Regions from separate parts of the Homo sapiens genome. Here all the other regions are linked to region 1. Evidence: chromatin loops called from intact Hi-C (ENCODE). Cell type or tissue: PC-9. All regions are shown on one strand. Links, peaks and the distances in the headings refer to the core of each region. The heading gives the core; the rest is flanking DNA.

Evidence for each region. Peaks named below come from ENCODE experiments on the same cell type or tissue, not always from the same donor. Only the 100,000 strongest peaks of a DNase experiment are listed, where the experiment ranks them.
Region 2: it touches region 1 in a loop (6-fold over the local background); 4 of 110 quality-filtered maps call a loop at or near these places.
Region 3: a loop joins it to region 1, with 13 times the contacts of the local background. A loop is called at or near these places in 17 of 110 quality-filtered maps.
Region 4: a loop joins it to region 1, with 11 times the contacts of the local background. A loop is called at or near these places in 4 of 110 quality-filtered maps.
Region 5: it touches region 1 in a loop (14-fold over the local background); 4 of 110 quality-filtered maps call a loop at or near these places.

Annotation. Positions count from the first base shown.
Region 1 is chr7:76,066,552-76,072,599 of GRCh38, forward strand. MDH2 (malate dehydrogenase 2) reads left to right here. Exons shown (of 9, transcript NM_005918.4): 9 at 1-957. Among named protein-coding and RNA genes, the nearest start is that of MDH2, 21 kb to the left of the region's middle. RefSeq lists an enhancer at 4,673-5,197. In PC-9, for the core only: a CTCF peak has its summit at 2,773; a DNase peak (open chromatin) is centred at 2,840; H3K27ac peaks cover 575 bases.
Region 2 is chr7:76,175,597-76,181,746 of GRCh38, forward strand. It overlaps the pseudogene LOC100420548. Among named protein-coding and RNA genes, the nearest start is that of SRRM3, 23 kb to the right of the region's middle. In PC-9, for the core only: CTCF peaks have their summits at 2,718 (motif pointing right) and 2,917; a DNase peak (open chromatin) is centred at 2,715; H3K4me3 peaks cover 465 bases.
Region 3 is chr7:76,127,387-76,133,536 of GRCh38, forward strand. No RefSeq gene overlaps it. Among named protein-coding and RNA genes, the nearest start is that of SRRM3, 71 kb to the right of the region's middle. In PC-9, for the core only: a CTCF peak has its summit at 3,359 (motif pointing left); no DNase peak of the experiment used is centred there.
Region 4 is chr7:76,164,474-76,169,978 of GRCh38, forward strand. No RefSeq gene overlaps it. Among named protein-coding and RNA genes, the nearest start is that of SRRM3, 35 kb to the right of the region's middle. In PC-9, for the core only: a CTCF peak has its summit at 2,465; a DNase peak (open chromatin) is centred at 2,238; H3K4me3 peaks cover 1,580 bases; H3K27ac peaks cover 1,169 bases.
Region 5 is chr7:76,312,099-76,318,248 of GRCh38, forward strand. FPASL (fibroblast proliferation associated lncRNA) reads left to right here and starts at 6,149. Exons shown (of 2, transcript NR_186616.1): 1 at 6,149-6,150. RefSeq lists enhancers at 2,174-2,468, 5,019-6,015, 5,488-5,667, 6,016-6,150 and a silencer at 5,948-6,150. In PC-9, for the core only: CTCF peaks have their summits at 2,337 (motif pointing left) and 2,543; a DNase peak (open chromatin) is centred at 2,373.

The DNA of each region.
Region 1 (6,048 bases), core at 1-5,000:
GCTCTGTGGGCGCATCAATAAAAGCCGTCCTTGATTTTATTTTTCAAGGTCCCTTCTGTAAATGCTGTGCTTTCTTCCCTGTGAGAGCCAACTTTAGAGTGTCTGCTACCTCTTCATTACCAATCAGAATTAGATGATGTTTAACTGTTAGACTGAAGCGTGACGCTTTCATCAGTAGCTTCAAGAAAGTCTAAATTGTTAATTTATGGAATTGGACACAGTATTCAGTTTACCCGTACATGCTCCTCCCGCCCCTCCTGTTGGCACCCTTGCATCGCCCAGGCCTGATTCCTCCTGGGGGTAGTTCACCCCCACGGGTTCATAGTTCAGCGGCGAATGCCAGGCAGCTGTTTTCTGGCTGAGCAAACAGCACCTTTCTCATTGAGCTTCCTCTACTGACCTCTGTCCCCCTTGGGATTTCATCTTCTGACCGAACCCTGATGTTCAGTGGCAGAGACAGCCCATAGCCAGAACTGTGGGTAGACCAGGGTTGGGGTGTGCGGTTTGGGACAGCCCAAACCCCAGCCGCTGTGTCAAGGCCTAGGACGCCATGCTGCCATCAAAAGGGGGTTCCAGGTTTCCATCAGTGGCCTAAAGAAGGGACTTCTTGTTGTACTGAGGAGTGCGGAATTAAAGAGATTTGACTCCCTTTAGTATTGGGGGCAGTCCGTTCCCCAGACACTGTGGCCTCTGAAGTGGAAACTGAAAGCTGCATACCTGGGAAAGAACTTTCTAGGAATAGGCAATGGCCTTCAGTGGAAGAGGGAGGGCTGGAGGTGTGCCCAGTACTTGGATGTTCATCTGTCCACAACAGCTTTTTGTTTTTTTAAAAAAGCTAAAATGGAAATGGATTTTATCATAAAGGATGACATCGTTTTCTTCTACAATTAATACATGTTCATTGTATAAAACCCAAAAAGCAGCTAAAAAATAAAGCGGGAAAGGAACTACTGGTAATACTTGTCCTCTCTTGCATATTTCATAGGTTGAGAGAATGAAGCCTGCTCTGCAGGTTATCTGCTACTGTAACAATCCCAGCCCTCTCCACTCTGGTGGCTTTTAGGCTATTTCTGTTCCTATCTCCCGACGCTGGGGGTTGACAGGACTCAGCTGGGTGGTTACATGCCCACAGCTCCCACTGCAGTCACTGGAGGCTTGGCTGGACTGGAGCACGCGAGGCTGGTGTTTGGGAGATGCCCGGACAGCTGGCCTTTTCCCCGAGGTCTTGGGCCTCTCATTCTTCACAACGCATCTACAGCAAGGTCCATATGTTTGTTGAATGACTCAGTTCCCACAAGCAAAAGCAGAAGCTGCCAGGCTCTAAGGCTTGGGCTGAGAACTGGCCCAGCTTCGCTTGCGCTGCATTCTCTAGGTTAGAGTAAGTTACAAGGCCCCCAATGACATGGGCAGGAACCACACAAGGGTGTGGCTGCGGGAGACCTGACTCTGATGGCCATTTATGGAGATGAGCTGCCCCCCACTTCTTTCACTGTGTGTATTTGCCCTTGTCACTTTTCTAAATTTTTCTTTAGAGACAGGGTCTCTGTCGCACAGGCTGGAGTGCAGTGGTGTGATCATGGCTCACTGCAGCCTCCAACCCCTGGGCTCAAGCGATCCTCCCACCTCAGCCTCCCCAGTAGCTGGGACTATGGGTGCCTGCCACCACGCCCGGCTAATTTTATAATTTTTTGTAGAGACCGGGGTGGGGGTGACCGGGCGCGGTGGCTCACGCCTGTAATCCCAGCACTTTGGGAGGCCGAGGCAGGCAGATCACGAGGTCAGGAGATCGAGACCATCCTGGCTAACACGGTGAAACCCCTTCTCTACTAAAAATACAAAAAATTAGCTGGGCGTGGTGGCGGGTGCCTATAGTCCCACCTCCTCAGGAGGCTGAGGCAGGAGAATGGCATGAACCTGGGGGGCGAAGCTTGCAGTGAGCCAAGATTGCACCACTGCACTCCAGCCTGGGCGACAGAGCCAGACTCCGTCTCAAAAAAAAAAAAAAAAACAAGATATCAGGGTGGGAGGACTTGCTCTGTTGCCCAGGCTGGTCCTCCTGGCCTCAATCAATCCTCCCACCTCGGCCTCCCAAAGTGTTGGGATTACACGCATGAGCCACTGTGCCCTGCCATTCTTTTCACAGCTGGATAACCTTGAGGGTGGATAATTCGGTGTTTTTGTTTTTCACTGCTGTAGAGAGCAGAACTCTGAGCGTGGTACTTTAGCATTGTTTCCTCCTGGTGGTTCTATATGCAGAGCACTATGCTGGCTGTATTTGGGGTACATTTGCCATTTTATGGGATCCTTGCAACAACCCTGACAGGACCTGGGACTCAAGCTAAGTCAGGTTGTGTCTTGGTTGAGGGTGGTCACTACCTCTCTCCATAAACCAGGGGCTACCCCTTAAGAACCTCCCAGAGAGTTCACTCAGGATACTCCCACTAAGGTGGGAGGACTGCTTGAGCCCAGGAGCTTGAGGTTGCTGTGAGCTGTGACTGTGCCACTACACTCCAGCCTGGGAGACAGAGAGAGACCTGTCCCAAAAAAAAAAAAAAAAAAAAAAAAAAGCGCATTTCTGGTTCCATCTCAGAAATTCAGCTCTAGCATCCTAAAGGGAGGACCTGGAATGTAGAATATCCTAGATTCTTTCAGATGATGATGAAGGGGCCTGGAGATACTGGCCGTCCCTGGGCTATTCACCCTCTAGCTCCTGCCTTCCAGGGCTAAAGACGAGTCAGGTACTGAGAATCCACAAGACAAACACAGAGGAAGTACCGTGGGACTCCAGAGGAGGGCAAGGTTACTTCATGTCTTGGCAGAGCATCAAGGAGGACTTCCCCTATCAAGATCTCTAGGAGGAGGGAAAAGGAGGAGGAGGAGATGGCATACGCTCTGGCTCTGCAGGCTGGGCAGGATTTCAACCAGCAGGGAGGGTGGGATGGGCGTCATAGGCAGCTGCCGGAGCAGACAGGCTGAAGAGCTTGTGGATGGCAGGAACAGGGCGTCCCAGGAGCTGAGCAGGATGGTGACACGGTGGCCAAGGCTGCTCACACTCCACCAAGGACGGGTTGGCAGGGGGGTCCCTGGAGCCTGCTGCTGGGCCCAGATTCTGATTTTTTTAATTTAAATTTTTATTTTATTTTGAGACGGAGTCTTGCTCTGTCGCCCAAGCTGGAGTGCAGTGGTGTGATCTCGGCTCACTGCAACCTCTCTGGCCCAGGTTCAAGCAGTTCTGCCTCAGCCTCCCAAGTAGATGGGACTACATGCACGCCACTACCACAGCCAGATAATTTTTGTATAGTAGATGGGGTTTCTCCATGTTGGTCAAGCTGGTCTCAAACTCCTAACCTCAAGTAATCTGCCCGCCTTGCCCTCCCAAAGTGCTGGGATTACAGGCGTGAGCCACCGCACCCGGCCCAGATTCTGCATTTTCTAGTCAGCTTCCCAGCAATGCCTGAGCTGCAGGTGCACACGAACTAGGAGTGACGTGAAGGCAGGGACCACTCGGATGCTAAAGACCAGAGATGGGGTGGTGGTGAGTAGGAGGGGGGATGATAGGGACATGGAGGAGAAACAGCATCTCCCAGCACCATTTCTGCCACCCAGAACTCCATCAGGAAGTTGTCAGTGTGGATGAAACTCACCACACGTCTACTTCCAAGCTCCAATTATCCGTCCTCCCATCCTTCTGGCCACCTCCTCACACAGAACTCCTGTCCTCCTCTGTGAGGAAAAAAAGACCAGTGGCTGCATGTATGGTGTTAAGGACCAAAATGATGTGGCCAAGGCCTTTGCCACGGGAAGCCAAGAACCAGTCTTTGTTTTTTGTTTTGTTGAGACGGAGTCTCGCTTTGTCGCCCAGGCTGGAGCGCAGTGGCAAGCTCTCGGCTCACTGCAACCTCTGTGTTATGAGTAAAATGTTTATTCAGAAACAAAATGCTTCTTCCCCAGTACTGCAAGGAAAAATCAGCATTTAGACAAAGAAGTTTTCTCAGTAAGGTAATTTTACTTTCTGGAGAAAAGAGGGAAGCAATTTTTATCCTTTATGCAGCTTGTCCTTGCTACTGTGTGTTGTCTCCATTGACTGGAGCTAGAAATTACAATTTAAACTGAACCTGATTGGCTAACAACTTAAAACACTGCTAAATAGGTAAAACTAATGGAGAATAAAGAAAAAGAGGAAGTTGCTTATGAAAAGACATAGAAAAGTTATAACATTTCCTGCCGGACGCGGTGGCTCACACCTGTAATCCCAGCAGTTTGGGAGGCTGAGGTGGGCGGATCACGAGGTCAGGAGATCGAGGCCATCCTGGCTAACACGGTGAAACCGTGTCTCTACTAAAAAAATACAAAAAATTAGCTGGGCATGGTGGCACACGCCTGTAGTCCCAGCTACTTGGGAGGGTGAGGCAGGTGAATCGCTTGAACCTGGGAGGCAGAGGTTGCAGGGAGCTGAGACTGTGCCACTGCACCCCAGCCTGGGCAACAGAGTGAGAGACTGTCAAAAAAAAAAAAAAAAGGACATTCCAAAATAAGGAACGCAGCAAGCTAAGACATCCCTGTGAGCACAGCCAGCAAACATACCTTGGTTTAAGTACAAGAACATAGACTGTACTATGTGCCTGTAAGCATGTGTAGCACAAATATATTGTTTAAAGTACAAGGACATAGACTGTACTTACTCTTTTCTATCTAACAGCTACACAGTATAGGGCTTAACAGTTATTAGCACAAAGCAAGGAGGTCTCAAGGAAGCTAATTTTTAAAAAATTATTTCTAAAACTTATGATTTATTCTTTATGAAGAAGGGAAACTTTGAAAAGGAAACTTTTAACATTGTACACTCCGCCTCACGGGATCAAGAAATTCTCCTGCCTTAGCCTCCCGAGCAGCTGGGATTACTGGCACCCACGGAGAAACCGCTGTCAGGCAGTGGCTGGGACTCTTCAGGCCGCCAGGGAGCCGAAGGCGGGGCCTGAGAGGCCTCACTTCGAGGAGCCTGGGGCCTACAAAGGCTGCCAGGAGCTGGGCAGGAGCTGGGCCGAACGTGGCTGTTGCGAGGCAGGAGCTGGGCCGGCAGGCGCAGCCGGCAAGGAGAGCTGGGCCTGGAGAGGCTGGCTGGAAACACTTCTGGGCCTGGAGAGGATGGCCAGAGGCGAGAGCCGGGCCCGTGGAGGCTGCCCACAGGCAGAACACGAGCCTGGCCTGAGGCGGCCATGCTGAGGCAAGAGCTGGGCCTGGTGGGGGTCCACTGTGAGGAGGCAGAGGCCGTGCCTCAAGTCCAGGGGCCTACGACAGGCAGGAGCTGGGCCTGGCGAGGCCGACTTCAGGACACTTTGGGCCCGCACAGGCCATCGGCCGGGGGGCAGCAGCTGGGCCCTGGAGGGGCCCACTTGAGAAACCCTTGGCCGGGAGACGCCGTCGGGGCGGGCGGGAGCTGGGCCTGGAGAGGCCACCGTGAGGCTTGAGCTGGACCTCCAGAGCCCAGTGAGAGGCATGCGATGGGCTTGTCGAGGCCGCTGGGAGGCTGGCAGGAACACGGCCGGGGAAGGCCACCGTGAGGCAAGATCTGGCCCCGGGGAGGCCACTGCGAGGCCACAGGTGGGCCTGGAGAGCTGGGCTGGAGGAGGTTTTGGTCGTACGAATGCTGCCGGGATCTGGGCACGAGCCGAGTCAGAAGCAGCTGTCTGCAGGCTGGGGCTGGGCATGGAGGCGCAGCCGCGAGAGAGTGCTGGGCCTGGAGAGTAGGCTGGGAGGCAGCCACCGGGCCGTGGTGGTGGCTTGCCAACTTGGGCCTGCAGAGGCTGCCACGAGGGAAAAGCCGGGCCTCTGAAAGAGGCCGTTCAGAGGGATGAGCCAGGCCTAAAGAGGTCATCGGGATGCAGGAGCCGGGCCTGCGGAGGCCGCCAAAAAGCAGGAGCCTGGCCTGGGGGAGGTCACGGTGAGGCACGAGATGAGCCCAAAGAGGCCGTCGGGAGGCAAGAGCCAGGTCTGTCGGGGCTGCCGCGAGGCAGGTGGCAACGTGGCCTGGGGAGACCGACGTGAGGC
Region 2 (6,150 bases), core at 426-5,425, 110 kb after region 1:
GCTTAGGACTCATCTCCCCAGGGAGCAAACGGAAAGGGGTGGGCCAGGCAGGCCCCAGACTTTTCTTGATTTTGACCGCCTCTAGTAGAGGAAACCCAATATATGCCTGACCCCAATCCAAGGCTGGGTTCCTTTTGGAAACCTCAAGTAGGCTCTATTTATTTATTTAGAGACTTTGGAGCAATCTCAGCTCATTGCAACCTCCGCCTCCCGAGTTCAAGCGATTTTCCTGCCTCAGCCTCCTGAGTAGCTGGGATTACAGGCACGTGCCACCATGCCTGGCTAATTTTGTATTTTTAGTAGAGACAGGCTTTCACCATGTTGGTCAGGCTGGTCTCGAACTCCTGACCTCAGGTGATCCACCCTCATCAGCCTCCCAAAGTGCTGGGATTTTAGGCGTGAGCCACCACACCCGACCATAGGCCCCATTTCTAACAAGGCCCAGCATGCTTCCCAGGAGCCACCTGTTGGGATTAATTTGTCCGTTTATCCAACAGCTATTTATTGAGCATCTATTGTGTACCAGGTCCTGTGTAAGGAGCTGGAGACAAAGCAGTGAACCAAGCAGAAGTACCCACCTCCTGGGGTGCACATCTGCCTGTGAAGAGATAGATGGATAGTAAGCAAATAAGTAAAATAGGCAGGCTAAGGTGGCTCATGCCTGTAATCCCAACACTTTGGGAAGCCAAAGCGAGGGGATTACTTGAGGCTGGGAGTTCAAGATCAGCCTGGGCAACATAGAGAGACCCATCTCTTAAATGTTTTGAGATGGAGCCTTACTCTGTTTCCCAGGCTGGAGTGCAGTGGCGCGATCTCAGCTCACTGCAACCTCCGCCTCCTGGGTTCAAGCACTTCTCCTGCCTCAACCTCCTGAGTAGCTGGGATTACAGGTGCCCGCCACCATGCCTGGCTAACTGTTTTGCATTTTTAGTAGAGGCGGGGTTTCACCATGATGGCCAGGCAGGTCTCGAACTCCTGACCTCAAATGATCCTCCTGCCTCGGCCTCCCAAAGAGCTGGGATTACAGGCGTGAGCCAACGCACCCTGACTCAACAAATATTTATTGAGCACCTACTGTGTACTAGGTCCTGCACAAGGCGCTGGGGAAAAAGCAGTGGACCAAACAGATGTCCCCACCTCCTAGGGTACACATCCTCATGTGGAGAGATAAACAGTAAGCAAATAAGTAATATAAGCAGGGCAAGGTGGCTCACGCCTGGCTCACCTCCCAGGAAGGCCCTCAAAAGGGCTCTGGCAGCTTTGCCCCCTACACAGGCATGAGACACAGGGGTTGAGATTCCTGGCCCTGTGGCACCGGGTGGCCTTACAGCAGCCATGTCTCTGCAGCCAAGGCCATTGGCATCTCGGAGCCCGTCAAGGTGCCATACTCCAAGTTTCTGATGCACCCGGAGGAGCTGTTTGTGGTGGGGCTGCCTGAAGGCATCTCTCTCCACAGGCCCAACTGCTTCGGGATCGCCAAGCTCTGGAAGATTCTGGAGGCCAGCAACAGCATCCAGTTTGTCATCAAGAGGTAAGGCCCGACCAGGTCCACGGGAGACAGCACCGGGCCTGCTCAGCACCCAGGGTCAGGAGCAGCACCAAATTGCCATCAAGCGATTTTTGTGCCTCAGCCACCCGAATAGCTGGGACCACAGGTGTGTGCCACCATGCCCAGCTAATTTTTTGATTGATTGATTAATTGATTGGTTGGTTGATTGATTTTATTTTTTTAGAGATAGGGTCTGGCCATATCGCCCAGACTGTTCTCAAACTCCTGGACTCAAGCCATCTCCTGCCTGGGCCTCCCAAAGTGATTACAGGCGTGAGCCACCGTGCCTGGCCACTATTTCTTTCTTTTTTTTTTCTTTAGACAGAGTCTCACTCTGTCTCCCAGGCTGGAGTGCAGTGGTGCAGTCTTGGCTCACTGCAACCACAGCCTCCTGGGTTCAAGCAATTCTCCTGACTCAGCCTCTTGAGTAGCTGAGACTACAGGTGCCTGCCACCATGCCCGGTTAATTTTTGTATTTTTAGCAGAGACGGGGTTTCACCATGTTGGCCAGGCTGGTCTTGAACTCCTGACCTCAGGTGATCCGGCCACCTCAGCCTCCCAAAGTGCTGGGATTACAGGCATGAGCCACAGCGCCCGGCCTTTGTTTTGTTTTTGAGATCAGGTCTCCCTCTGTTTCCCAGGCTGGAGTGCAGTGGTACAATCATAGCTCACTGCAGCCTCCACCTTCCAGGCCCAAGTGATCCTCTTGCCTCAGCCTCCTGAGTAGCTGGGACTACAGGCATATGCCACCACACCTAATTTTTTTTTTTGTAGAGTCGGGGTCGCTCTATGTTGCTCAGGCTGGTCTCCAACTCCTGGATTCCTCCCACCTCAGTCTCCCAAAGTGCTGGGATTACAGGCATAAGCCACCCACCAGGTGGAGAACCAGTCTTTAAATAACAGAGTGTGGGAGTAGGGGGCGCCCAGGGCGAAGGTACTTAGACAGCAGAAGAGTCCATCCAGCAAAGAAGCTGCTGTTAAGTCCTGGGGCCACCCAGCCACGCTGGGTAATTATAAAGAAAGCAAGTCTCGAGTCTCGTCTGCGATCGCGGACGGGATGAACAGCGTAACCTAGAACAACCCTGACCTCCACGAGGAGGACCTGGTCTCCCGCAGGCCACAACTCCCCCGCAGTTCCCGCCTGCTGCCTGCAGAGGGAGCCAGAGGCTGAGGCTGCACCAGCCCTGCTCCAGCCCCGGGAGGTCACGGTCGGCAGAATGCTCATTAGCATTCCAGAGCCAAATCCAGCTTCCGGCTCTGTCTGGTCTCTGCTCATCTAGGCAGGAGGGACAGCCGCCTTCAGACGGCGAGAAGGGAGGCCGGAGTGGATCCAGGAGGGCGGTGGAAACCGGAGACACAGTATCGGTGCAGGAAGTGCAGAAGCTGTCATCTTGCCCAAGAGAAGCAAGGCAGAGACCAAGCACGGTGGCTCACGCCTGTAATCCCAGCGCTTTGGGAGGCCCAGGTGGGAAGATCCCTTTAGCCCAGTTCAAGACAAGCCTGGGCAACATAGTGAGACTGCCCCCCACCTCCCATGTCTCTACAAAAAATTTAAAAATTAGCCGGGGATGGTGGTGCATATCACCCATATACCCAGCTACTTGGGAGGCTGAGGCAGGAGGATTGCCTGAGCCCAGGAGATGGAGGCTGCAATGAGTTATGATCATGCCACTGCACTCCAGCCTGGCCAAAAAGCCAGATCCTGTCTTAAAATTTAAAAACAGAGAGAGGAGCAAGGTGGTGCCCCACAAGATGAATTGTCAGGGAAACTTCCATTAACCAGGTAACCTTGACTCCCTCCTGGCTCCACTGCCCTGTGGGGACAGCAGGGACAGGACATTCCTGCCTGACATGCCCAGGGGATAGGGATCAATTACTCCAAACTCAGGGTGGGAGGAAGCTGCTGGGGACAAGGAGGGAGAGCTGGAGCCTGCCCTGCAGCCACTATGGATGTCTGCAGTAATCTCCATCCAGAGGCCGGGCATAGTGGCCTACTCCTGTAATCCCAGCACTTTGGGAGGCTGAGGCGGGCAGATCACGAGGTCAAGAGATTGAGACCATCCTGGCCAACAGTGTGAAACCCCATCTCTACTAAAAGTACAAAAAATTAGCCAGGCATGGTGGCGTGTGTCTGTAGTCCCAGCTACTCGGGAGACTGAGGCAGGAGAATTGCTTGAACCCGGGAGGTGGAGGTTGCAGTAAGCCAAGCTCGTGACACTGCAGGGGGCCTGGAGACAGAGCAAGACTCTGTTTCAAAAACAAAAATAGGCCAGGCGCAGTGGCTTACGCCTGTAATCCCAGCACTTTGGGAGGCGGAGGTGGGAAGATCACGAGGTCAGGAGATCGAGACCATCCTGGCTAACATGGTGAAACCCCGTCTCTACTAAAAATACAAAAAAATTAGCGGGGCGTGGTGGCAGGCGCCTGTAGTCCCAGCTACTAGGGAGGCTGAGGCAGGAGAATGGCATGAACCCAGGAGGCGGAGCTTGCAGTGAGCTGAGATTGTGCCACTGCACTCCAGCCTGGGTGACAGAGCGAGACTCCATCTCAAAATACAAATAAAAATAAATAAATAAATAAATAATAAATAAAAAAATTAAAATCCCCATCCAGGCGCTGGCAGGCTCTAGCCTACAGGGGGCTGGGCCCGGGTCTCCCGGTGCTTGCCTCTGTGGGTCCCAGTTCCTAATCTCGTAGGGCTTGAGATGGAATTCCTCAGTTTCCCCACTCGCAGAGGCTGCCCACATCCCGCCCCTGCCTGCGCCCTGGCCCCCACGGACTCATAACTTGGGGCGAACTTCCTGCATCAGCCAGAGCTGGCCAGCCAGAAATGAGTTCTTTTCCTCCTCTTAATTTTCTTCTAGTTGCTTAAGTTTCCTCGCAAAGTCTAAGGGGGTCACCCTGGGTCAGGCAGAACAAGATGCTGAGAGATAGGACCAGGTGGGCTGATCTGGGGCTGGTTTGTACCAGCACAGCAGATGTGATTGTGAGATGGGGAAATGTCTGAACTGACTCATCAACAGTGGTGGCCCCAGTCTGCAGATCCTCTCCTGCGACCCCCCTGGGAGCCCCCCAACCCCACCCCACCCATGGAAAACAGTAATCTTAACAAATGACATTTGCAAAGGCCTTGTTTCCAAATGAGGCCATATTCTGAGAAACTGGGACTTAGGACTTCAATACATGAATTTTTAGGAATAAAATTCAACCCATCCCACTAAATATATGGAGTAAAAAGTTGAGAGCACCCTACACACAATACACATTCCAAAGGCAATTTCCATCTTCATTCTAGATGTTTGTCCTTCGAGATCTTTTTCTATTCATTGATTTGTTTATTTATTTGAGACAGGATCTTGCTCTGTCGCCCAGGCTGGAGTGCAGTGGCGCGATCTCGGCTCACTGCAACCACTGCCTCCCGGGTTCAAGCGATTCTCCTGCCTCGGCCTCCGGAGTGGCTGGGATTACAGGGATGCGCCACCATGCCATACTATTTTTTGTATTTTTAGTAGAGATGGGGTTTCACATTGTTGGCCAGGCTGGCCTCGAACTCCTGACCTCAGGTGATCCACCCATCTCAGCCTACCAAAGTGCTGGGATTACAGACATGAGCCACCTCACGTGGCCTAGTGAGTAATTATTTTAATAGCACAGTAGGCCAGGCGCCATGGCTCACACCTGTAATCCCAGCACTTTGGAAGGCCGAGGTGGGCGGATCTCGAGGTCAGGAGATCGAGACCATCCTGGCTAACACAGTGAAACCCCGTCTTTACTAAAAATACAAAAAAAAAATTAGCCGGGCGTGGTGGCGTGCACCTGTAGTCCCAGCTACTCAGGAGGTTGAGGCAGGAGAATTGCTTGAACCCGGGAGATGCAGGTTGCAGTGAACCGAGATTGCACCATTGCACTCTAGCCTGGGCGACAGAGTGAGACTCCGTCTCAAAAACAAAAACAAACAAACAAAAAAACCAGCGTCCTCCCTGCAGATGAGCAGGAGATCGAAGGGCCCAAGAATAAGGTGCTGACCCCCAGCACACACCCACAGAGCTGCCCCCTCCCCAACCAAGCTTTGGCCCAAAGGGAGGGTCCCAATGCAGGGCTTTGGAGTGGTTTCCCAGTGGGTTCACTATTCCCTATTCTCTCCGCAAGGCCAAAGCTAATAAACGAAGTGCTGATCTGCCTCCAAAGCCTCTCCCCAGCCTATTAGATGACAACAGATGTGTATCGTAGGATTCCATATATGGGGGTAAAATGTATTTGCAGTTGAATATAAAAGCATAGAGGCTGGGCACGGTGGCTCGTGCCTGTAATCCCAGTACTTTGGGAGGCCAAGGCAGGAAGATTGCTTGAGCCCAGGAGTTCGAAACCAGCCTGGTCAACATAGTGAGACCTCGTCTCTATCAAAACTAAAAAAATTTTGCCAGGTGTGGTGGTGTGTGCCTGTAGTCCCAGCTACTTGGGAGGCTAAGATGGGAGGATCACTTGAGCTGAGGACCTGGGGTTGCAGGGAGCTATGATCGAGCCACTGCACTCCAGCCTGGGCGACAGAGCAAGATCCTGTCTCAAATAAATAAATGAATCAACAAATAGAAAAAGGTCTT
Region 3 (6,150 bases), core at 643-5,642, 61 kb after region 1:
TAGTAGAGACAAAATAGCTACAACTGGCAGCCAACCAAGAAACAACCAAATTAATCATGTAATCATGCAGGTGGTTCCGGATAATTTTTGTATTTTTTGTAGACATGGGGTTTCACCATGTTGCCCAGGCTGGTCTCAAACTCCCAAGCTCAGGTGATCCATTCATCGTGGCCTCCCAAAGTGCTGAGATTATAGGCATGAGCCACTGCATCTGGTATCCATGTCTTAAGGAGAAGTGTGTTTTTGGTAAGCAATATTTCCTTTTATTTCCTTATAATAAAACAAAAGGAAACAGCAAAAGTCACAAAACCTAGAAGATTGGCAAGGGTCTTAAGGGGTAACACTGTCTTATTATTCATTCCCCTGCCTCCAGGGGAGAACTCATTACAATTACCCCAGGGTAGGAACTGGGGAGCAAGAGAGGGGGCTCCCAGAAAACAGGTCTTCTGACAGCATCAGTGTCGGTTCCCAGTCTCCCTCATTATTTCACATTGACTGCATAACTCTGAGTACCAACATAAATTTTCGGAGACCAAGGCCTAACGACAAAGATTCTTTCTTGCTTCATGTTGGGCCATTTCAACTGGCTTGTCTGCTCAATTGTAGAACACCTGTGACTTACGTGACAATCTTCTTGCTGGTTATATGGCACTTTAAGAAGCCGGGTGAATATGATCACCTACATACAAACCCATGCACTGGAAAACAGCTACTATGGCTCACTTTCATCCCCCCAAGAGCCCAACGTGGGCTTTTTCCTATATGCTCTCAATACACTTCCCCAAGACACAAGCTGTCTCTCAAATAAGCTCTCGGGCAGAAAATCTCTCTCTCAGATGACTTTCAAGCCTAGAAATCACCATTTCTGACAAGCTATGAACAGTGAGGGTATTATGCCACAGAACAAACCAAGATCCACAAATGCACAAAAAACAAAACATCCAAAGAGACAGTCACTTGGATAGGCATGAATTTCATAAACAAAACTACCTATTTCAATTCTCTTGACTCCTCCTACAGAGTAAACAAATTTCTCTAAAACACAATGTCTTTTGACCAAAGAGAGTATGGGTTTCATATATTGTCTGACCCTCAAACCCAATTTCAGTCTCAAATCTGAGCTGATGTTCTCAAAAAGTTGACAGAAATTACAAAGCTGAGCCTATAAGCATTTTGGATCTACTCTGTGTCTCACTCAGGCAGAGAAGAAAAAAAAGAGTATCAGAACATTACCCTTCTTTGATCCGACCCTGGAAGACGCACTGAAGATTTCTTCACTGTGGTAACCTCGTGGGTCTTCTCGTTGGTTTTCTTTCCTTCAAACTTGGAGAATGTGAGGGATTGGGCCCCTTGGCTGCTCTGACTGCTGGCAAAGGCCTCTTCCTCCCACTGGAGTCTGCAATTCAAGAGAGGATTAGAATGATCTAGATATTCTCCAAGATTTCTCTGTATCTGAAGGTTATTACTCCATTTATTCAGGAGGATCTAAAGATTTTAGAACTAGAGACTAAATATGCAAAATCAGTCTGAGGTCTCACATAGCTACAGGATGGACTGCTCTTCATGCACTACAGATTTCAAATGGGATCTTCTCATGCTCATTCAGCAACTGCTCTAGGGTTACATGAAAGAAACCAAGTCTAGTCCTTTTCCCCAACAAGCTCAGTGAAATAAAGAAAGTCTAGTCCTTTTCCCTAACAAGCTCAAGGTTGGAACAAACAAAAAGGTAAGTAAACAACTGCTATATAATGGGACAGCTGCTACATCAGAGAGTAAAAATTGAGTGCTGTGAGAACACAGAAAAGAACAACGCAATCTGCTGGAGGAGTCTGATGAGGCTTTACAACGGTGCTGTTTGGGGTGAGTCTTAAAGGACAAACAGGATCCTTTTTTTGTTTCTGTTTTTTTTTTTTTTTTTTTTTGAGACAGTGTGTCACTCCATCACCCAGCCTGGAGTGTAATGGCACGATCTCAGCTCACTACAACCTCTGCCTTCCAAGTTCAAGCAATTCTCATCCCTCAGCCTCCCAAGTTATTGGGACTACAGGCACACACCACCACGCCTGACTGATAAGGATGATTAGGATTCTACGTGAAAGGACATTCCAGGAAGAAGGAACTACGAATGTGCAAGCCTGTGGTTTGCTTCACAACAAGCTGAATGTAGCCAGAGCACTGGCGTGTGATGAACTGTGATGCTGGCTACACAGGAAGGCACCAGAGGGTAGGGAATCTTGATTGCTAAGCCCATTGCTAAGCCTATTCTGGATTTCATCATGCGGTGGGGAAGCAAGAAAGACTGTAAATCCAAAAAGTTATTGTTGTCAGATCTGTGCTTTAGAAAGATCATGCAGGTAGCTGTAAGAACAACTTGAAGGATAGAGAAACCAGAGACATGGACAGGAATTAAGAGTATATTATAAAGGTTTAAGTAAAAGAAAATAAATACCTGGAAAAGAGGAGTAGAAAAGGTAAAATTCAAAAGACTTTTCTAAGTTGGAACAAACAGAACTTGGTCAAATTGTAGGTGCCAAGGGAGGTTAAAGAGAAATCAAGAGTGAAACCAAGGTTTTTTAGCTAACTTGGTAAAGAATGACGCCATTAACTGACTCACGAGAAGGGTTAGGAGGAAAATGTTCAGAATGGGGAGAATAATAAATAAAAGCAATAAATTTGGCTTCGGATTAGCTGCATGTGAACCATCTGTAATAAATAACAAACACAGGCCGGGTGCGGGGGCTCACGCCCTTAATCCCAACACGCTGGGAGGCCAAGGCGGCTGAATCACTTGAGCTCAGGAGTTTGAGACCAGCCTAGGCAACATGGTGAAACCCTGTCTCTACATAAAATACAAAAATTAGCTGGGCATGGTGGCATGCTCCTGTAGTCCTAGCTACTTGGGAGGCTGAAGCAGGAGGATCACTTGAGCCAAGGAAGCAGAGGATGCAGTGAGTTGAGACTGCACCACTATACTCCAGCTGGGGTGACAGAGCAAGACCCTGTCTCAAAACAAAACAAAACAAAAAACCAAGCACTATCTATAAGACAGTGGTTCTCCAAGTGTGATTCCCCAGACAGCAGCAGCAGCATCACCAGGCAACTTGTTAGAAATGCAGATTCTCTAGTCTTACTCCCAAATTACTAAAATCAGAGACTCTAAGGGTAAGGTCCAGCAATCACTGCTTTTACAAGCTTTCCAAGAGATTTAGCAGGGTCACAATTAAAAGCAGTAAGAAATAGAAACAAAAATCACAGGTGGAGGTGCTAAGTCTGAGGATGGAATCAGGACACCTCTTTCTCTGGAACAGACAAGAAGTTAATATAAAGGTATTAGTACATTTTTATGTGGCAAGGGGAGGAAGCTGAGGCAGTTGGTGCCTAGTGCCCTCTACTGTTTTTGAAACAGGATCTGCTACTGACAGCATCAGGCATGCAGTGGAAACCCTGAGGAGATCATTCATGTTCTGGGCTAAAATTTTCTCTTTGATTGACCACAGTCACTGAAAGCAATGTGTAATTTCTAATTCTCTGAGTTCACCACAGATGCCAGCAAAATAGTCACTCAACAAATATTGGCTGACTGGATGAAAAAAACAAAAAAACTACCAAGAAGATTTGGCAGAATTCCATTTGACTTTCTTCTGTTGAAGCAGTTTTAGAATTTCCAAAATGCTCTGGCAAAGAATTAACATTATTCATGGCATTTTATTAGTTCCTATGCTCACTAGCCATCCCATCATTTAATTTTTTTTTTTTTTTTTTGAGACAGAGTCTCACCCTGTCACCCAGGCTGGAGTGCAGTGGCACGATCTCGGCTCACTGCAACCTCCAACACCTGGGTTCAAGCAATTCTCCTGCCTCAGTCTCCTGAGTAGCTGAGATAACAAGTGCGCACCACCACGCCTGGCTAACTTTTTAAATATTTTTAGTAGAGATGGGGTTTCACCATGTTGGTCAGGCTGGTCTCAAACTCCTGACCTCAAGTGATCCTCCCGCCTCAGCCTCCCAAAGTGCTAGGATTACAGGCATGAGCCACTGCGCCTGGCTCATTATTTAATTTTTAACATCACTGTATTTCCAGATAATATAAACTGCCTTTGACTAATCTAATTTTTAAGGAAAAGTTAAATTTCTATAATGCAAGGACTATGTATACAAGTCAACAGATTTCTACTACTGTGTTTTATCACTGAGCTACATGCCACGCTGAATATATTAAAAGAACAAGGGAAATAATGCTTGATGAGTGCCATTTGCAAGCCCTGCACTGGGTACATCATATTTATTAGCTCATTTAATCTTCACCGGGAAATATGCCTATCTCCATTCTTCCACTCCAAGGAGCTTATTGTCTAAATTTGAGAACTAACACAACCCAAAGAATATAATCAGAAGTTAAGACATACACAAAATGAAGAAACTATTGAAAGCTGTTCATTAAAGGTTGACTGAGAAGAAGAGGAGAAAACATCCTTTTCCTTAATTTTAAACTGACTTGCTGATAGGTCAAAGCAGAAATTTAAAAAAATGTATCTGGACGGTGACAGAAGTATGTATCCAGTCACGTCACTGTTCAACTACCCCTAGTTAAGTCCTTTTACCGCTCCGCCAGCTCCCAGTCCTCCTGAATCTCCTTCTGCCTGGCTTTGTGGTACTCTTCCCTCCAGCACTTGGAGCAGAAACCCTGCCAGGCAGGGTTGCCGTAGTAACCACATCCTTCCTTGCACAGGAGGTCTGACTGATGCACATGAATTCCTCAGTGTTCAGACTTAAGGCTCATCTTCTTCCTGCTAACCAATGAACAAATAACAAAGTTCTGTTGAAAAGGAATTATCATTCTACCAACTAAAATCTTACCAATTATGAACAAAAAGTGAGTGATTCCATTATCTTCAAGCTGTAAGAGAGGGAAGAAGGGAATGAAAGAGGGAGGGAATGAGGGAGGGAAAGAGGGGAGGAAGGAAGAAGGAAAAAAGAAAAGTTAACTATGGTAAATTCCTGAAACAGTCATATTAAAGACTTATTCCCTGCCGAAAATACACAGAACCCATTAAGAAAGGGCTAACATTGGATTAAATACCTAAACGTAAAGGCTGGAAACTACAAAACTTAGGGGAAAAGCTTCCCAACACTGGATTTTGCAATGACTTCTAGGATATGACACCAAAAGCACAGGCAACAAAAGTGAAATCAGACAAATACATTAATTACATCAAGATTTAAAACGTCTGCACAACACAGGAACCAACTGACAGAGTAAAAAGGAACAACACACAGAATGAGAGAACATATCTGCAAACCACATATCTAATAAAGGGTTAATATCCAGAATATAAAGGAACTCCTACAAGTCAATAACAAAAAAATAATAATAATAATCCGGTTAACAAATGGGAAAGGACTTCAATAGACAATTCTCCAAAGATATACCAACAGCCGACAAACATGTGAAAAAATGCTCAACATCACTAATCATCACAGAAATGCAAATCAAAACCACAATGAGATATCACTTCATACCCATTAGGACGGCTACTGTAAATAAAAAAAAACAAACCCAGTATGGGCACAGTGGCTCATGCCACTTTGGGAGGCCAAGGTGGGAGGATCACTTGAGGTTAGGAGTTCAGGACCAGCCTGGGCAACACAGCAAGACCCCATCTCTACAAAAAAATACAAAAACTAGCGAGGTGTGATGGTGTATGCCTGTAGTCCCAGCTACTCGGGAGGCTGAGACAGGAGGATCGCCTCTCTAGGAGGTGCAGGCTGCAGTGAGCTATGATCACACCACTGCACTCCAGCCTGGGTGACAGAGCGAGGCCTTGTCCAGAAAGAAGAGAAGAGAAAAAAATTGAAATAATACCATAATTTCCAAAGTCAATTTTCTTTTCTACTGTATAATATTTAAAGTCATTTGTTCATAGTCTCACAGCTGCATGGTAAATCGCTACGCAACAATTTCCTTTCAAACTGAAACCACATGGTCCTCATTCTTCTCCACAATAACAAACTGCCAAACAAGCACAGTAAAAAAGCAGCACTCTACAGCATTCATTCAAGGGACTCACATGTGCAGATAAAATTAGGCCCTATATCTTGGAGGTCTCATTAATTTAACTCAAACATTTACTAAGTGCCAACTGTGTGCAG
Region 4 (5,505 bases), core at 1-5,000, 98 kb after region 1:
TGCCTGTAATCTCAGCTACTCAGGAGGCTGACACATGGGAATCACTTGAACCCGGAGGGGGCCGCGGGGGGACGGGGGAGGGGGGATGGAGGTTGCAGTGAGCTGAGATTGCGCCACTGCCCTCCAGCCTGGGTGACAGAGTGAGATTCCGTCTCAAAAAAAAAAAAAAAAAAACCCACCTGAAGAAGGTTTCCAGTTCTGCCAGCAGTCCCCCACCCAACCCCCAGAAGCAGACATTCCTTTGCTGTGGGCCATGAACAGGCAGAAGGAAGCGCCTCCTCATGGCAGAGGCCTACCCAGGAGAAACCCAAGGGAAGGCACTGCCGGGCCAGCCCCTCTGCCAAAGCCATTTTCTTTTTTCTTTTTTTTTTTTTTTTTTTGAGACACAGTTTCACTCTGTCTCCCAGACTGGAGTGCAGTGGCACAATCTCGGCTCACTTCAACCTCTGCCTCCCCAGTTCAAACGATTCTCCTGCCTCAACCTTCTGAGTAGCTGGGATTACATGAGCATAGCACACCTAGCTAATTTTTGTATTTTTAGCAGAGACAGGGTTTTGCCATGTTGCCCAGGCTAGACTCGAACTCTTGGCCTCAAGTGATCCACCTGTCTCAGCCTCCCAAAGTGCTGGGATTACAGGAGTGAGCCACCGCACCCAGCACTCGTCAAGGTCTTTGATGGCAGGTTTTTCCAGGTGATCAGTTCTTGTCTGGTCTGGCTCTGTCCCACTCTCCCTCTCACCAAGTTGGAACCCCTAGCTAGTTTTCAGATGGGAAGAATGTGTACCCCAATCCCAACTTGGTATGGTTCAGATCTGCATTTAACTCATGAAGCCTGGCTGCTCCCCAGGTCCTGGAGAAAAAAAAGGGTCTCGCTGCAGGTATGATACAGGACGGGCCTATCCCCAGGACCCGCCTGTCCCCAGGACCCTGTAAGAGGGAAGCCCAAATTCCCACCAGGTTGGGAGGGCTGGGGAAGGGAAAGTGTTATGGTAGCCCCAAGACTAAAAAGAGGCAGCAGAGGGAGCAGGACAGTGCTCCCAGGTAACTCATGCCGCTGCCTGAGTGAGGTGAGGGAAGAGTGCACCCACTGACGTCAGGGGGCAGAGAGGCGCGCTTCCAGGGCGGCTTTTCCCCTCGCTTCTTGCCATTTTACTCTGATCCCCTCCAGGTGAGCCTGCCCACTTTGGGCCCAGGGTTGCCGCTGGGGCCTGTACCCAAAAGCAGCCCCCCGTGGCCATGGCCCCAGGAGTGGGGCAGAGCAGGGAGGAGTCCTGGACCGAGGAGACGCAGGGGCAGGAAGGAATGGGCCTCAAACTCCAGGAGGGGGCCCTTCTCATGGGTCCTGCTTTCTGGCCTCTCCTCTCTTACCCCTGGGCTGATCACCCTGGGAAGAACTAAGCCAAGGTTTCTCACCCTCAGGTCCGAGGGGTTCAATTAACGGGCCCTTAGGGAGGTGCGAGCCTCCTGAAACGATGCAAGGTGCCTGGCCTAATTTTTATATTTTTAGTAGAGATGGGGTTTCACCATATTGGCCAGGCTGGTCTCGAGTTCCTGACTTCAAGTGATCGGAATGCCTCGGGCACACAAAATGTTGGAATTACAGGCGTGAGCCAACGCGCCCGGCCAGCCCTATTTATTTAAGCCTATACATTTTGCACTTGTTAAAAGTATTTGAACATACAATTACCATGTTTTCTTTAAGCGGTCCCTCCCTGTTGCACACTTGGATAGTTTATTTTTTTAGACAAGGTTTACTTCAGTCTCGCAGGATAGAGTGCTGTGATGGGATCATAGCTCATTGCAGCCTTGAACCTTGGGGTTCAAGTATCTGGGAAGCTGAGGAGGGACTACAGAGATGGAGTCGCGCCATGTTGCCCAGGCCGCTCTTTAACTCCTGGCCTGAAGGGATCCTTCCGCCTCGGCGGAGCCCGGACATAGTTTTCTAGTTTTGACCCACAGAAACACTGTGCTGGGTCGGAGTTTGTCAACTACCCTTCTCCAGCCAGCAACACACAGAACATGGCGGGGAAGTCACGGTCACCAGGCTCCAAACCGAGGAGAAAACAGCCCAGCTCCAGGCACTGTAGCGTCACTGTGACATCGCCGAAGGCCGGCGCTATTACGTCGCCGGAAGGCCCGCGCCTGTGACGTCAGCGGAGGCGCGCCCCTTCTGTAGAACCAATCGGAACTCGAGGCGCGGCGGCTGGGTATTCCAGGAGAGCGCATGCGCAGACGCGTGGCCACAGACTGCCGGTCAGTGTCAGTAGGCGGCGGGTTAGTGTCCGCAGGCTCCGACTCGGCCGCCGACACCAATAAGCTACAAGGACGAGCTTTACCACTGCCTGTACTACTGCTACCTGCGCGACTTCCCAGCCTGCGGCGTAGGGCGCAGCAAGGGCCTGACGCTGAGCGAGTAGGCGCTGCGCACCAAGCGGCTGTGGCCCGGAGGGCACTGTCGGGCAGAAGCTCCTCAGTGGCCACCACAAGCCCGCTAGCTCCGGCTACAGCCCTTGCCGCACACTCGCGTCACCTGAGCCTGTGTAGGTGCGCCCCCCCAACTCCTCCCCCAGCCAGGTCCCGGGGACACCGGCAGCGTCCCCCACCGCCCGGCGCCGCTCATTCTGGGCAGGATCGGCCCCGTCTGAGGCTACACCGCATTAGGGAGCTGCACCCCTCGGCTTGACCTCTCATGGCCTTTGCAACAACATCAAAGCCTTTGGAACTTTGTAGGGGGTACGAGGGGCTAGGAAACCAAGAAAACATCTCTTTAAAAATATAAGCGATCGGGCCGGGCACGGTGGCTCACGCCTTTAATCCCAGCACTTTGGGAGGCCGAGACAGGTGGATCACGAGGTCGGAAATTCAAGACCATCCTGGCCAGCATGGTGAATGCCGTCTATACTAAAAATAAAAAATTAGCCGGGCGTGGTGGCGGGCACATGTAATACCAGCTATTCGGGAGGCTGAGGCAGAGGCAGAGAATTGCTTGAACCCGGGGGGCGGCGGCTGCAGTGAGCCGAGATCGCGCCACTGCACTCCAGCCTGGGCGACAGACCGAGACTCCAACTAAAAAAAAAAAAATATATATATATATATATATATATATATATATATATTTGGAGCCCGGGAGGTTGAGGTTACCGTGAGCTGAGATTACGCCACTGCACTTCAGCCTGGGTGACAGAGGGAGACCATGTCTCTAAAAAAAATTACATGTGAGTGAGAGCTTTTCTTCCAGTGCTCATGCTCAGACTGAAGAAAGTAATTGGGCCGGCCTGGTAACTCACGCCCTTAATCCTAGCACTTTGGGAGGCCGAGGTGGGCAGATCCCTTGAGCTCAGGCGTTCCAGACTAGCTTGAGCAACATGGTGAAATTCGGTCTCTACAAAAATACAAAAAATTAGCTGGGCGTCGTGGTGGGCGCCTGTAGTCCCAGCTACTCAGGAGGCTGAGGCAGGAGAATGGTGTGAACCCGGGAGGCAGAGCTTGCAGTGAGCCGAGATCGCGCCATTGCACTCCAGCCTGGGCGACAGAGTGAGACTCCATCTCAAAAAAAAGAAAATGGAAACTTTTGCCAGTGATTCCCTTCCTTCAAACTAATGATAAGGAAATGACGCTGTTCTGTTTTGTTTTCTTTTTGCATGTTTTTTTTTCTTTTTTGAGAGAGGGTCTTGCTCTGTTGCCCAGGCTGGAGTGAGGTGGCGCAATCATGGCTCACTGCAGCCTCGACCTCCCAGACTCAAGCAATCCTTTCCCCAGCCTCCCAAGTAGCTGAGACTGCAGGTGTTTACTACCACAGTTGGCTAATTTTTGTATTTTTTGTAGAGACAGGGTTTCACCATGTTGCCCAGGGTGGTCTCAAACTCCTGGGCTCAGCTATCCTCTACCCTCGGCCTCCCAAAGTGCTGGGATTACAGGCGTGAGCCACTGTACCTGGCTGATGCTGTTCTTTTCAAATGCATATTTACTTTTTTTTTTTTTTTTTTTTTTTTTGAGATGGAGTCTCACTCTGTCTCCCCAGCTGGAGTGCAGTGGTGCAATCTTGGCTCACTGCAGCCTGGTCTTGAACTCCTGACCTCAGATGATCCACATGCCTTGGCATCCCAAATTGCTGGGATTACAGGTGTGATCCACCACACGTGACGATTTTGCTCATTTTAGATACTAGAACTTGTTAATTAAAAAAATATATATATTTTTTGAGCTGGAGTGCAGTGGCATGATCTCGGCTCACTGCCACCTCCGCCTCCTGGGTTCAAGTGATTCTCCTGCCTCAGCCTCTCGAGTAGCTGGGACTACAGGCACATGCCACCATGCCCAGCTAATTTTTGTATTTTTAGTAGAGACAGGGTTTCGCCATGTTGGCCAGGATGGTCTTGATCTCTTGACCTCATGATCCACCTGCCTCGGCCTCCCAAAATGCATGAGCCACTGCGCCCAGCCAAAAAAAAATTTTTTTTTGAGGCAAAATCTCACTCTGTCATGCAGGCTGGAGTACAGTGGCACAGTCACAGCTCACTGCAGCCTCGACTTCCTTGACTCAGGTGATTCTCCCACCATAGTCTCCAAGTATCTGGGACTACAGGTACACGCCAGCACACCTGGCTAATTTTTGTTTGTTTGTTTGTTTTTTGAGATAGAGTCTCACTCTGTTGCCCAGGCTAGAGTGCAGTGGCGTGACCTCGGCTCACTGCAAGCTCTGCCTCCTGGGTTCATGCCATTCTCCTGCCTCCACCTCCTGAGTAGCTGGGACTACAGGTGCCTGTCACCACGTCTGGCTAAATTTTTTGTATTTTTAATAGAGACAGGGTTTCACCGTATTAGCCAGGATGGTCTTGATCTCCTGACCTCATGATCTGCCCGCCTCAGCCTCCCAAAGTCCTGGGATTACAGGCATGAGCCACCGCGTCCAGCCCACACCCAGCTAATTTTTTTTTTTGTATTTTGTAGAGAAGGTGTTTTGCCATATTGCCCAGGCTGGTCTCAAACTCCTGGGCTTCAAGCGATCTTCCAGCCTCAGCCTCCTGAAGTGCTAGGATTACAGGCATGAGTCACTGCTCCCAGCCTTTTTAATTCAATTTAAATTATAAATGTGATCGCTATAGAAAATATGTGTATTATTTATCTGCTGCTATGTAACAAATTACTCCAGACCTAGTGGCTTAAAATAAATACTTAGGGCCAGGCACAGTGGCTCATGCCTGTAATCCCAATACTTTGGGAGGCCGAGGTGGGCAGATGGCTTGAGTCCAGCAGTTTAAGATCAGCCTGGGCAACATAGTAAGACTCCATCCCTACAGAAAATGCAAACATTAGCCAGGCGTGGTGGTGCACACCTGTGGTCCCAGCTACTCAGGAGGCTGATGGGGGAGAATCACTTGAGCCCGGGAGGAAGAGGTTACAGTGAGCCAAGATCACAACACCGCACTCCAGCCTGGGTGACAGAGTGAGACTCTGTCTCAAAAATAAATAAATAAATAAATAAATAAATAAATAAATAAAATA
Region 5 (6,150 bases), core at 420-5,419, 250 kb after region 1:
TCCATCTCAAAAAAAAAAAAAAAAAAAACCAGGGAAAAAGCCCAGGGCTGGGGCCAGACCTTGGTTTGGGCCCGCTGCACCCTGGCGGAGACATGGGCTGGGGTGCAGCCTGGCCCTGGGCTCAGTTTCCATTCTGAGACTTCACTTCTGGGGGACCTCTGGTTGTCTGTTGGTGTTGTCAGTCCCATGCAGGGTGACGATCTAGGGGGAGTCATGAATAGTGGAAGCTACCCAGGTCCCCTAACAATCGTAGGAAGACCAAAGTCCCAGGGGGACTTGAGGATATGCAGATATTTCTGTGCATGACCAACAAGGGCCTGGGTGAGAAAGGCCTTCAGTCTGGCCCCTGACCCCACTAAGTAACCCCTTTTTTCCCTATGTCGTTCTGCTCTCCATATGATGGGCTCCTCAAAGTCCTCTTAGGAATGGCTGGGAGCGTCTATGTCTTCAGGCTGGTGGGACCACAGGATAAGGAGGTTGAAAACTTAATCAGGTGGATGGATGACAAAGAGGTCACTCCCGCCGGGTGCAGTGGCTCACACCTGTAATCTAGCACTTTGGGAGGCCGAGGCGGACGGATCACTTGAGCTCAGCAGTTCAAGACCACCCTGGGCAACATGGTGAAACCCAGTCTCTACCAAAATACAAAAAAAATTAGCCAGGCATGGTGGTGGGTGTCAGTAGTCCCAGCTACTCGGGAGGCTGAGGCATGAGAATCACTTGAGCCCGGGAGGTGGAGGTTGCAGTGAGCCAAGACTGAGCCACTGCACTCCAGCCTGGGTGACAGAGCGAGACTCCATCTCAAAAAAAAAAAAAAAAAAGGTCAGCCAGCGCAGTGGCTCACACCTGTAATCCCAGCACTTTGGGAGGCTGAGGCAGGCAGATCACGAGGTCAGGAGTTCAAGACCAGCCATGACCAACATGGAGAAACCCCATCTCTACTAAAAATACAAAATTAGCCAGGTGTGGTGGTAGGCGCCTATAGTCCCAGCTACTCAGGAGGCTGAGGCAGGAGAATGGCATGAACCCAGGAGGCAGAGGTTGTGGTGAGCTGAGATAGTGCCATTGCACTCCAGCCTGGGCAACAAGAGCAAAACTCCATCTCAAAACAAAAACAAACAAACAAACAAACAAACAAAAAAGAAATCACTCCCTTCTTTGGGTTCACCTACCCTCTCTTGGCCCTCATGCCCTCACTGGACCCCTCGTGAGTTCCCATCTGCCCCACTGATTCTGTCCCTCCCTGACTCAGCTCCACTACCTGACTGTACCCCTCCCAACACCAAGTCCCTCCTCGCACAGGAAATCCGTTCTTTCTTTCTTTTTTTTCTTTTCTTTTTTTGAGACAGAGTCTCGCTCTATTGCCCAGGCCAGAGTGCAGTGGTACCATCTTGGCTCACTGCAGCCTCCTCCCAATGGGTTCAAGTAATACTTGTGCCTCAGCCTCCAGATTAGCTGGGATTACAGGTGTGCACCACCATACCCAGCTAATTTTTGTATTTTTAGTAGAGACGGGGTTGCACCATGTTGGCTAGTCTGGTCTTGAACTCCTGACCTCAGGTGATCCGCCCGTCTTGGCCTCCTGAAGTGCTGAGATTATAGGCATGAGCCACCGTGCTTGGCTTCTTCTTTTCTTTTTGTTTTCTTTTTTAGAGACCAGGTCTCACTCTGTCTCCAGGCTGGAGTACACTAGTGAGATCATAGCTCACTGCAACCTCCAACTCCTGGGCTCAAGCAATCCTCCTGTCCAGCCTTCCGAGTAGCTGGGACAACAGGTGTGCGCCACTATACCTGGTAAGTTTCTAATTTTTTGTAGAGATGCGGGTCTCACTATGTTGCCCAGGGAGGTCTCGAACTCCTGGAATCAAGTGATCCTCCTGCCTCCACCTCCCAAAGTGTTGGGATTACAGATGTGAGCCGCCTCACCTGGCCTTTCTTGGAGTTCACCCGTCTTCCCTGAGCTCCCACCCCATGACTGCACTTCCTCACTTCCCCACTCTCCCCTCCCTTGTTTGAGGCCCCTCCCCTCTCTGAATTCCACCCCACCTGTCTCTGAACCCTGATGCCCAAACTATCCCTTTGTAATTCCTCCCGTGGCCCCAAAGACCCCTCTTCTCCAGGTCTGCCCAGCCTGAAAGCCTTGAACCCTGGGAGCAGCCCCACAGACCGATCCCCTCAGCAGGGGGTAGTGGGCTCTGGGTGGGAGAAAGATAAATCAATCCCCACCCGGGCTCAAGTCAAGATCAGGCAGGAAGCCTCAGCCCCTCCCACACGGAGGATGGAGCTGTGCGCAGGCAGGCCCGAGACTGCCCCCTAGAGGACGCCCTGGGGTTTGCGGACCCACATCGCCCCACTCCCAGGCCCAGATAGGACAGTAAGCGACTGCCCCCTGGTGCCCTCCCAGAGAGGATGAATTCCTCAGGCACCAACACTGCCCAGTCCAGAACCTTCAGGAATCTCTGCCCAGGTTCTGAGCCCTGTAGAGCGCAAACAGGGGCAATTGACTTGGTCTTGGCCAGACGCAGTGTCTCACACCTGTAATCCCAGCACTTTGGGAGGCTGAGGCGGGAGGATCGCTTGAGCCTAGGAATGTGAGACCAGCCTGGACAACATAGTGAGATCCCTTCTCTACAAAAAAAAAAAAAAAAAAAGGAAAAAGTAGCCGGACATGGCATGGCAGTAGGTGCAAACCTACAGCCCCAGCTGCTCGGGAGGCTGAGGTGGGAGGATTGCTTGAGCCCAGAAGCTTGAGGCTGCAGTGAGATATGATCACAACACTGCACTCCAGCCTGGAAGACAGAGCGAGACTCTGTTTCTTATAAATAAATAAATAAATAAATAAATAAATAAATAAATAAATAAAACAAAGAGACAAGCCGGACATGGTGGTTCATGCCTGTAATCCCAGCACTTTGGGAGGCTGAGGCAGGTGGATAACTTGAGGTCAGAAGTTCAAGACCAGCCTGGCCAACATGGTGAAACCCCGTCTCCACTAAAAATACAAAAATTAGCCAGGTGTGGTGACGGATGCTTGTAATCCCAGCTACTCGGGAGGCTGAGGCAGGAGAATTGCTTGAACCCAGGAGGTGGATGTTGCAGCAAGTTAAGATTGTGCCACTGCACTCCAGCCTGGGTGACAAAGCGAGACCCTGTCTCAACAAAAATAAAAAGAGGCCCAGTCTTGAAAAACTCTGACACCTCCCCACTGCCCCTCTCCCCAGCCCCACACCCAGCACGCCTTTAGCCCGGTTCTCCTCTGCCCTGGGCTTCAGTTTCCAAGGGCCTTCAAGCCTCCCTGAATTTCCCTCCTGGAAGACCCAGCCCACTCTCTCTGCCTTGGAAGGGTCTGGCAGCCAAGGCCTGAGCCCGGGCTCCTGCCCCACCCTGTCACACCCTCTGCTGCAGGGGGGTTGACCACTGTTTCCACTCTGATCCTAATCAGAACTGGCACATTTTAGGAGGCACCTGCTAGCTGCCAATCACTCGTTAGCTTATTAAATCCTCATAGCAACCCCACTCCACTGAGCGGCAGCACGGGATCGCAGTTATGGTTGCAGGAACTCATGTCACACTGCCTGGGTTCAATCCCACTTGGCCACTTACTTCTTAGCTGTGGGACCTTGGGCATGTTGCTAAGTCTCAGTTTCCTCATCTGCAAATGATGCAACTATATGAATTAATACCTAAGAAGTATTCTTTTTTTTTTAACTGAGTTTCATTCTTGTTGCCCAGGCTGGAGTGCAGTGGCACTATCTCGGCTCACCGCAACCTCTGCCTCCCGGGTTCAAGCGATTCTCCTGCCTCAGCCTCCCGAGTAGCTGGGACTACAGGTACCTGCCACCACACCCGGCTAATGTTGTATTTTTAGTAGAGATGGGGTTTCTTTTTTTTTTTTTTTTGAGACGGAGTCTCGCTCTGTCGCCCAGGCCGGACTGCGGACTGCAGTGGCGCAATCTCGGCTCACTGCAAGCTCCGCTTCCCGGGTTCACACCATTCTCCTTCCTCAGCCTCCCGAGTAGCTGGGACTACAGGCGCCCGCCACCGCGCCCGGCTAATTTTTTGTATTTTTAGTAGAGACGGGGTTTCACCTTGTTAGCCAGGATGGTCTCGATCTCCTGACCTCATGATCCACCCGCCTCGGCCTCCCAAAGTGCTGGGATTACAGGCGTGAGCCACCGCGCCGGGCCGAGATGGGGTTTCTTTATGTTGGTCAGGATGGTCTCTAACTCCCGACCTCAGGTGATCCACCCATCTCGGCCTCCCAAAGTGCTGGGATTACAGGCATGAGACACCATGCCTGGCTTTTTTTTTTTTTTTTTTGAGACAGGATCTTGCTCAGTTGCCCAGGCTGGAGTGCCATGGCACCATTACAGCTCACTACAGCCTCGAATTCTTGGACTCCAGCTACCCTCCTACCTCAGCCTCCCAAGTAGCCGGGACCACAAGCATTTGTCAATATGCCTGGCTAATTTTGTAATTTTGGTAGAGATAGGATCTCGCTATGTTGCCCAGGCTGGTCTGGAACTCCCAGTCTCCAGCGATCCTCCTGCCTCAGCCTCCCAAAGTGCTGGGATTACAGGCTTGAGCCTCTGCACCCAGCCACTGTGAAGTCTTTAGAAGGCTGCTGAGAGCCGATAGTAAGCACTCAGTCACTGCTAGACATTTTTGAGGTAGGTTGTATTATTCTCGTTTTACAGATGTAGAAACTGATCCTCTAAAAGGCTAAATACCTTGAGAGGTTATGTCACCTAATTAGGACATGGTGGGATGAGAATCCAAATCCTGAGCTCTTAAGCTTTTGTCCCCCAACAGCCCTTTATTCAGAAAATGAAACATTGGGTCGGGCACAGTGGTTTTCACCTGTAATCCCAACACTTTGGGAGGCTGAGGCTTGAGGTCAGGTACTCGAGACCAGTCTGGGCACCACAGTGAGACTGTTTCTACAAAAAAAATTTAGAAATCAGCTGGGTATGGTGGTGCACACCTATAGTCTCAGCTACTCAGAGCCCAGGATTTGGAGGCTCCAGTGAGCTATGATTGCACCACTGCACTCCAGTACAGCCTGGGCAACAGAGTGACACCTTGTCTCTAAAAAAGAAAGAAAAAGAAAATAGACATTGCTGAGCGACAGAAATCCCACCTTTCTAAACAGTCAGCAACCTCACTGGAGCTGATTTTTAATTCCTAAATCCAGCCTTGATAGTGACTTGGGCAACTCAACTCCCTCTCGGCCTGGGATTATACAACTCTATGTCAGGAGATGGGAAGCGGGGAGACTGGGTGTCTTTATTCCATTTCTGACATCTTTCAGGACTGATGATGGGGGAGGGCCCTGGCCCTGGCTGGCAGCCACTGTTCGATTCAGTTATCATCATCAGGACCGTGGGAGGGAAGGGTATTGGAGCAGAGGACCTTGAAGGGCGCACAGGAGGCTGATGGGGCTGTAACACCTGGGGCATGAGGGCAGCGGAGGTTGGACAGGCAGGTTGGGACCTAGCTGTGGAGGGCCTGGGATACCAAAGAGAGGCAGGACCTGGCCTCAGTGTCGCCAGGACACCAGATCTGCCCCCTCCCTCACTGTTGCACCATGGCTCCCGCGTGTAAAGTGATGGAACCCGTCAGACCCAGGTAGCCACCAGAAACCGCCCAGCTGTTGTGTGCATCGGGGGCCAGGAGTTTCCTCTTCTGCAATCTGGGAACAACGCAGACCTCCCAGGGCTGTTTTCAGAAGCAGAGATGTGTAGGTAAGAAAGGATAGCCAACCAGTACGGGCCGGGACACGAGAGATCACGTCATTATTCAGATGGAGAAACTGAAGGGCAGGCGTGGGACCAAGGGCCCACCACGAGCCCAAGGCTCCATCCTCCCAAGCACGTAACAAAGGTGGAGGCGGAAGACGGAGGAGAGAGAAGCGGGTGAAGTTGGGAGATAAAAGCTCCCCAGTGGCTGGAGGGCGGGATCTGCAACAAATGAAGCCCCGGGGCCGCTAAGCGGGCCGATTTCGGGGCAGGGACCCAGGCCCTAGCAACAGTCCGACCATTGGCGGAGCGGGGACACGCTGGCCTGTGATTGGCTCTTGCCATGCCCGAGGGGAAGGCGGCCGCCCCCGGGGCGGGGCTACATACACAGCCGTGGTCCCGCCCGGCCCAC